Regions from separate parts of the Homo sapiens genome. Here regions 2 and 3 are each linked to region 1. Evidence: read pairs that join two places in POLR2A ChIA-PET (ENCODE). Cell type or tissue: GM12878. All regions are shown on one strand. Region 1 has its middle 45 kb from the start of CYB5B. Region 2 overlaps WWP2 (WW domain containing E3 ubiquitin protein ligase 2). Region 3 overlaps NFAT5 (nuclear factor of activated T cells 5).

The links. Peaks named below come from ENCODE experiments on the same cell type or tissue, not always from the same donor. Only the 100,000 strongest peaks of a DNase experiment are listed, where the experiment ranks them.
Region 2: POLR2A ChIA-PET joins it to region 1 with 6 read pairs; 2 of 35 experiments call an interaction of 5 or more read pairs at or near these places.
Region 3: POLR2A ChIA-PET joins it to region 1 with 6 read pairs; 2 of 35 experiments call an interaction of 5 or more read pairs at or near these places.

The regions. Positions count from the first base shown.
Region 1 is chr16:69,468,479-69,470,978 of GRCh38, reverse strand. No RefSeq gene overlaps it. Among named protein-coding and RNA genes, the nearest start is that of CYB5B, 45 kb to the right of the region's middle. RefSeq lists an enhancer at 496-665. In GM12878, no CTCF peak of the experiment used is centred here; DNase peaks (open chromatin) are centred at 1,068 and 2,059; H3K27ac peaks cover 2,500 bases.
Region 2 is chr16:69,767,564-69,770,063 of GRCh38, reverse strand. The region is part of intron 1 of WWP2 (WW domain containing E3 ubiquitin protein ligase 2); the gene reads right to left. Among named protein-coding and RNA genes, the nearest start is that of WWP2, 6.5 kb to the right of the region's middle. In GM12878, no CTCF peak of the experiment used is centred here; no DNase peak of the experiment used is centred here.
Region 3 is chr16:69,633,785-69,636,284 of GRCh38, reverse strand. The region is part of intron 3 of NFAT5 (nuclear factor of activated T cells 5); the gene reads right to left. Among named protein-coding and RNA genes, the nearest start is that of NFAT5, 69 kb to the right of the region's middle. In GM12878, no CTCF peak of the experiment used is centred here; no DNase peak of the experiment used is centred here.

The sequences.
Region 1 (2,500 bases):
AGGAGTTCAAGACCAGCCTGGCCAGCATGGTGAAACCCCATCTCTACTAAAAATACAAAAAATTAGCCGGGCGTGGTGGCGGGTGCCTGTAGTCCTAGCTACTCGGGAGACTGAGGCAGGAGAATGGCGTAAACCCAGGAGGGGGAGGTTGCAGTGTGCTGAGATTGAGCTGAGACTCCGTCTCCAAAAAAAAAGAAAAAAGACAACAGGCAAAAACTAAGAAACTAGCATAAGAACTTCAATAATAACGTACCAATATTGGTTCATTAATTGTAACAACTGTCGCATATAAACATGTAATGTTAATAATAGGGGAAACTGGTTATGGGACCTCTACTTTTTTTTTTTTTTTTTGAGACGGAGTCCCACTGTCGCCCAGGCTGGAATGCAGTGGCACGATCTCAGCTCACTGAAACCTCCACCTCCCAGACTCAAGCAATTCTCTTGCCTCAGCCTCCCGAGTAGCTGGCATTACAGGTGCATGACACAACACCCAGCTAATTTTTTTTTTTTTTGTACTTTTAGTAGAGATGGGGTTTTCCCATGTTGGCCAGGCTGGTTTCAAACTCCTGACCTCAGGTGAGCCGCCCACCTTGGCCTCCCAAAGTGCTAGGATTACAGGCATGGGCCACTGTGCCTGGCCTATACTATCTTCATTATAGCATGGCTATAGTTGTGCATGCAGGCACAGCATGATAAGCCATACTGAATCCACTTCGCCCTCCCTGTGGCCCAGCCTAATGCAGGGCACCCTGAGAAATGCAGAAGTGCCTTCCTTCAGAGGGCTTTTAGTTCATTAATGAAGACATTTAAATATACATGCAGTATGCAATTACAGCATCTCCCTGGGGAAACTGCTTTCCCTATGATCCCTTTCCCATTCAAGGCTGGGGGATGGGTCCCCATCCCCTTGATGGGACCAGAAGTAGACACTCATATTACTCAGCCAACCACATTTTCACTTCTAATTATTAATTTCCTTCAGAAGTTTAGACAGGAAACTAAAGTAACCACTTTGGTTCCTATGGGTTTCTGGTTCCTGTTCCTAGTTCCTCAGGAGGGCCAGCTGGGATTTCTACCCTTGTGTTCCACCAGATACTCATTCGTTACTGATTCACAGCAAGTCATTTCTCTCTTACCTATGTGAGCTTAAGTGGGTTTCTGTATCCTACTCTATGACAATAATAATCTGTAGGTGTTTTAAAGTGAAGAATGTTTCCTCTTTCCAGAGATACTGAGACTTGGCATGGAATAAAAAATGAGTTTCTGGGCACAGTAGCTCACACCTGTTATCCCAGCACTTTGGGAGGCCAAGGCCAAGGCCAGAGGACCACTTAAGCCTAGGAATTCAAGACCAGCCTGGGCAACATAGCAAGACCTTTTCTCTAAAAAAAATAAAAATAAAAAAAATTTAAATTAGCTGGGCACGGTGGCATGCACTTGTAATCCCAGCAACTCGGGAGACTGAGGTAAGAGGATTGCTTGACCCTGGGAGGTGGAGGCTGCAGTGATCCGTGATCATACCACTGCACTCCAGCCTGGGCGACACTGTGAGACCCTTACTCAAAAAATTAACAGCAACAAAATGACTTTCTGTCTTATGGGAACTCAGGTATACTTGGAAAGGAAGAACTCTTTTTTTTTTTTTTTTTTTTGAGATGGAGTTTCACTCTTGTCCCCCAGGCCGGAATGCAATGGTGCGATCTCAGCTCACTGCAACCTCCACCTCCCAGGTTCAAGAGATTCTCCTGCCTCAGCCTCCCAAGTAGCTGGGATTACAGGCATGCACTACCAGGTCCAGCTAATTTTTGTATTTTTAGTAGAGGCAGGGTTTCACCACGTTGGCCAGGCTGGTATCAAACTCCTGACCTCAAGTGATCCACCCACCTCGGCCTCCCAAAGTGCTGGGATTCCAGGTGTAAGCCACCGCGCCCGGCCAGAAAGGAAGAACTCTTATAAGGACATTACCCAGGCAAGTGTTTTAAGGTCAGATAAGTTGCAGAGACCATAGTTGTCAAGAGACGTGGGTTTCAGAAGCCCTATTTGAAGTAACTTAAAAGGCAAATTTGACTCACATGAAAGGCCCAGAGCTAGAATGTAGCTTTAAACGAAGGTGAATAGAGATGTTCAAACAGAACTGCATTATTTCTGGATGGTCCAGCTTATAAACAAATTATTTCTTCCCAGTGTTTTTAGGACAGAGTGTCAAGTACATTTTTGTACCACAACACAAAAATGAAGATGTAGCCAGTGCAGTGGTGCGTGCCTGTAGTCCCAGCTACTGGGGAGGCTGAGGTCGGAGGATGGCTTGAGCCCAGGAGTTCCAGTCCAGCCTGGGCAACGTAACAAGACCCCAGCTCTAAAACAAAAGAAAAAGAAAAGAGGAGTATAGCTGAGGTGGTGTCTTTTATAAAATAAAACACAAGGCAAAGCAAGGGGGCAAGATGAGGTAGGATGAGAGGTAGGGAAAAAAAGTTACAAAAGAGAAAAAAGGGTCAGA
Region 2 (2,500 bases), 300 kb before region 1:
ACGGCGAAATCCCATCTCTACTAAAAATACAAAAATTAGCTGGGTATGACGGCATGTGCCTGTAGCCCCAGCTACTTGGGAGGCTGAGGCACGGGAATCGCTTAGAGGCTGCAGCGAGCCGAGATTATGCCATTGCACTCTAGCCTGGGCGACACAGCGAGATTCTATCTCAAAAAAAAAAAAAAAAAAGACACTGATCACTTGGGAGATTTCAATGATTTTAGGAGTTATAGGCCAGGAAATGGGAGGAAGACTAAATATATATTTCACAAAATCATACCTACCCTCTCTAAATCTCAGTTTTCTCATCTGTGAAATGAACCCAATAATAGTACTTACTTTATAAGATTACTGTACTGACTACATGAATTCAGGTAAAGCAGAGGACACACAGTAAGAGCTCTTCAAATATCAACTACAAACAAAACCACTTCTCGATACTGAAATTCTTGGCTCTGGCATTACAAGCACCTCAATTCCTAAAATTCTTGACCCAGCTCTGAGTCAAGAAACCAGTGAACACCGATCTTGAGATGAAAAGACCTGTGTAGAAGGAGCCAGGGAAAAGCAGAAATTACACACCAGTATCAATATTTTATTTCTTGTTTTAAAAAATTTTTTTCAATATAATCCATGGGTTCACAAAGATTTTATTTCTAATTAACCAGCTGTAGAAACAGGCAGAGCTTATTTCTAACTAGAGATAAACCTTGCACCCACTTCTATTTTTTTTTTTTTTTTTTTTTTGAGATGGAGTCTTGCTCTGTCACCCAGGCTGGAGTGAGTGGTGCAATCTCGGCTCACTGCAAACCTCCACCTCCCGGGTTCAAGCAATTCTCTTGCCTCAGCCTTCCGAGTAGCGGGGATTACAGGTGCCTGTCACCACGCCTGACTAGTTTTTTGTATTTTTAGTAGAGATGGGTTTCATCACGTTAGCCAGGATGGTCTCGATCTCCTGACCTCATGATCCACCCGCCTTGGCCTCCCAAAGTGCTGGGATTACAGGCGTGAGCCACTGCGCCCAGCCTGCACTCATTTCTTGAAAGATATGCAAGGAAAAGCTCTGTCCAAAAGATTCTCCTGTTCTTCACAGGCTCATGCTACTCCAACACTAATGCTTCTTTCTTGGCCTCCTTCCTCTGTCCAGCATTGAGTTACTACCTTCCATTCTCCAAAGGCCCATATTGAAAAACAATCAAACAGAATCAACTTTGCCAAATGACATCCTTACAAAGACTAAGCACGGAAAAAGAGAAAACGGGAGGGAGCAGGGAGGTACACTATTGGAAGCCCCGTGGAATTACAGGCTAAGAATAAAAGAGGCTGACTGGAAAGCAGATCTGAAGACAAAACAAGAAGCAAAAGGCATGGGTGACTTGAGGAAGAGGACGGGCCCTAGGTCAGGACTGCCATGTCTTGGTACTTGTTATTTTTTATTTATTTAATTATTTTTGAGAAGGAGTTTCGCTCTTGTTGCCCAGGCTAGAGGGCAGTGATGCAATCTCGGCTCACTGCAACCTCCGCCTCCTGGGTTCAAGCGATTCTCCTGCCTCAGGCTCCCAAGTAGCTGGGATTACAGGTGTCTGCCACCACGCCTAGCTAATTTTTTGTATTTTTAGTAGAGACGGGGTTTCTCCATGTTGGCCAGGCTGGTCTTAAACTCCTGACTTCAGGTGATCTACCCACCTCGGCCTCCTAAAGTGCTGGGATTATAGGTGTGAGCCACCATGCCTGGCTGGTATTTTCCTAATAGTTATTATTAGTAGTAATGATTTAAATCACTGAATATTTGCTATAAACTGCGGTGGGGTGAAAAACAGGGAACTGCAACCTTCTAAAAAGATTTTGGTTAGAATCTAACCTGTCCCATCATCCAGGGGAAACATCTTCCCTTTTGTTCCCATCTTTCAGAAATTCCAGAGCCCTAGCCAGTTGTGGTGGCTCACACCTGTAACCCCAAACACTTTGGGAGGCTGAGGCAGGAGGATCACTTGAGCCCGGAGTTCAAGACCAGTCTGAGTAACATAGTGGGACCCCATCTCTACAAAAAAGTTAAAAATTAGCTAGGCATGGTGGCACATGCCTATAGTCTCAGCTACTTGGAAGGCTAAGATGGGAGGATCACTTGAGCTCAAAAGGTTGAGGCTGCAGTGAGCCATGATCATGCCACTGTACTTCAGCCTGGGTGACAGAATGAGACCTTGTCTCAAAAGCAAAACAAATAAAGAAGAAAGAAAAGAAATTTCAGAGTCCATAATGTGGAGTCCTAATAAGATAAGTAAGCAACAACGAGGAAGGGGCCTCAGGTAGGGGAAAGCCATGGACAGTCGTTCTGAGAAATGATTAATCACAAACAGCCCTCAGATGCATCAATCCCCACATAGCCCCCTCCAGCACAACCCTGTAAAACTTCCCTCCATCTCCTGCCTCTTTGCAGACAGCCCCTTCTCTGCTGTGCTGCCCATTGCTTTCTTGCAACGTGTTTTCACTTTAATAAATC
Region 3 (2,500 bases), 170 kb before region 1:
GGAAGGGAGGCTATACTCTACAAAGCCACAGGTGCAGAGCTGCCCAAGACCATGGGAACCCACCTCTTGCATCAGCGTGACCTGGTTATGAGACCTGGATTCAAAGGAGATCATTTTGGAGCTTTAAAATTTGACTGTCCCACTGGATTTCGGACTTGCATGGGCCCTGTAACCCCTTTGTTTTGGCCAATTTCTCCCATTTGGAACAGCTGTATTTACCCAATACCTGTACTCTCATTGTATCTAGGAAGTAATCAGCTTGCTTTTTATTTTACAGGCTCATAGGCAAAAGGAGCTTGCCTTGTCTCAGATGAGACTTTGGACTGGTAGACTTTTGGGTTAATGCTGAAATGAGTTAATGAGTTTGGGGGACTGTTGGGAAGGCATGACTGGGTTTGAAATGTGAGGACATGAGATTTGGAGGGGCCAGGGGCAGAATGATGTGGTTTGGCTGTGTCCCCACCCAAATCTCAACTTGAATTGTATCTCCCAGAATTCCCATGTGTTGTGAATCATGGGGGCTGGTCTTTCCCGTGCTATTCTTGTGATAGTTAATATGTCTCAGGAGATCTGATGGGTTTATCAGGGGTTTCTGCTTTTGCTTCTTCCTCATTTTCTCTTGCTGCTGCCATGTAAGAAGTGCCTTTTGCCTCCTGCCATGATTCTGAGGCCTCCCTAGCCATGTGGAACTGTAAGTCCAATTAAACCTTTTTTTCTTTCTAGTCTCGGGTATGTCTTTATCAGCAGTGTGAAAACAGACCAATGCAGATTCCCACTGAGAGAGTGTCAACATGACAGAATAACAAAGTCAGAAAGTATATCCCATGGCCCACATATATATACATCTTGACTGGTGTGCGAAACTTCAAAATAAGACCAAAAATAGACTGGGTGAGAATGCAAAGAAAAAAAGTAAAAATAAAGTTCAAAACTAATTTTTACAAAGAGAACCTATTTTTTAACACCTTACTAATGGCCAGGCATGGTGGCTCACGCCTGTAATACCAGCACTTTGGGAGGCTGAGGTGGGCGGATCACCTGAGGTCCGGAGTTCAAGACCAGCCTGGCCAACGTGGTGAAACCCTGTCTCTACTAAAAATACAAGAATTAGCCAGGCATGGTGACAGGTGCCTGTAATCCCAGCTACTTGGGAGGCTGAGGCAGGAGAATCGCTTGAACCCAGGAGGTGGAGGTTTCAGTGAGCTGAGATCGCACCATTGCACTCCAGCCTGGATGACAAAAAAAAAAAAAAAAAAAAAAACTTTACTAACAAAGGAGGTTAGAAACACATGGGGAAGGAGGTCAATGTTTATTCAATAATTACTACTTGTCAGAAAATGTTCGGCTATTTTACAAATTTATCTTCATAAGAACCTTAAGAAGAAGTTGGTATTATTGTCTAACTACAAGGGTAATATTATTAGAAATTTATTTAACTTTCCCAAGAGTCCATCTATATAGGAGATATGATATGATAGCAATTAGATTCAAATTCAGTCTTTATGACTCCAAAGCCCATGTTAATCTCATCTGTGAGAAAAATAAACAAATAAATAAAACTATGTACATGTTGTGTGTGTGTTTGTAAGTAAGTTTGATCTAGAGAATGGCTGTATAGACCTGGTACTTTGAGGTGCTTTCTCATTCATTTTCTGATTTAATTTAGTTGATGATAATACCCTGTAATTATATGGGAAGAATAAATTCTACCTGAGTGGGCTAAATAAATACTGCCAGTACACACATACTTGATACATATATGCAATGATGGATGAAAAGTGAATATAACCTTACTTATGCCAAATATAAATCCATCAAGTATCTAATATATCCCATATATTTGTTAGTTTTTAAGAGTACAGTTTATTGGACACTTTTATTCATATAGTCATTTGCACCCAGTGATTTTAAAATTATGAAATATTTAAAACACTCATGTAGCTTCCACTCATATTCAAAAAATGCTACCATTTTACTATGTATGATTTTTTTTTTTTTTTTTTTTTTGTGAGTCGGAATCTCACTATCGCCAGGCTGGAGTGCAGTGGCATGATCTCGGCTCACTGTAACCTCTGCCTCCCAGGTTCGAGTGATTCTCCTGCCTCAGCCTCCTGAAGAGCTGGGGATTACAGGCACCCGCCGCCACACCCAGCTAATTTTTGTATTTTTAGTAGAGATGGGGTTTCACCATGATGGCTAGGCTGCTCTCAAACTCCTGACCTCAAGTGATCTGCCCGCCTCGGCCCCCCAAAGTGCTGGGATTACAAACATGAGCCACTATGCCTGGCCCATGTATGATTTTTTTAATTTTATTTTTTTAATTAACAAATAATAATCATACATATTCATGGGGTAGATAATGTTCTGATACATATAATGTACAGAAATCAAATCAAGGTAATTAACATATCCATTATCTAAATATTTATCATTTCTTTGTGTTAGGAATGTTCAGTATCTTCCTTCCAGCTATTTGAAACTATATAGTATTGTTAACTAC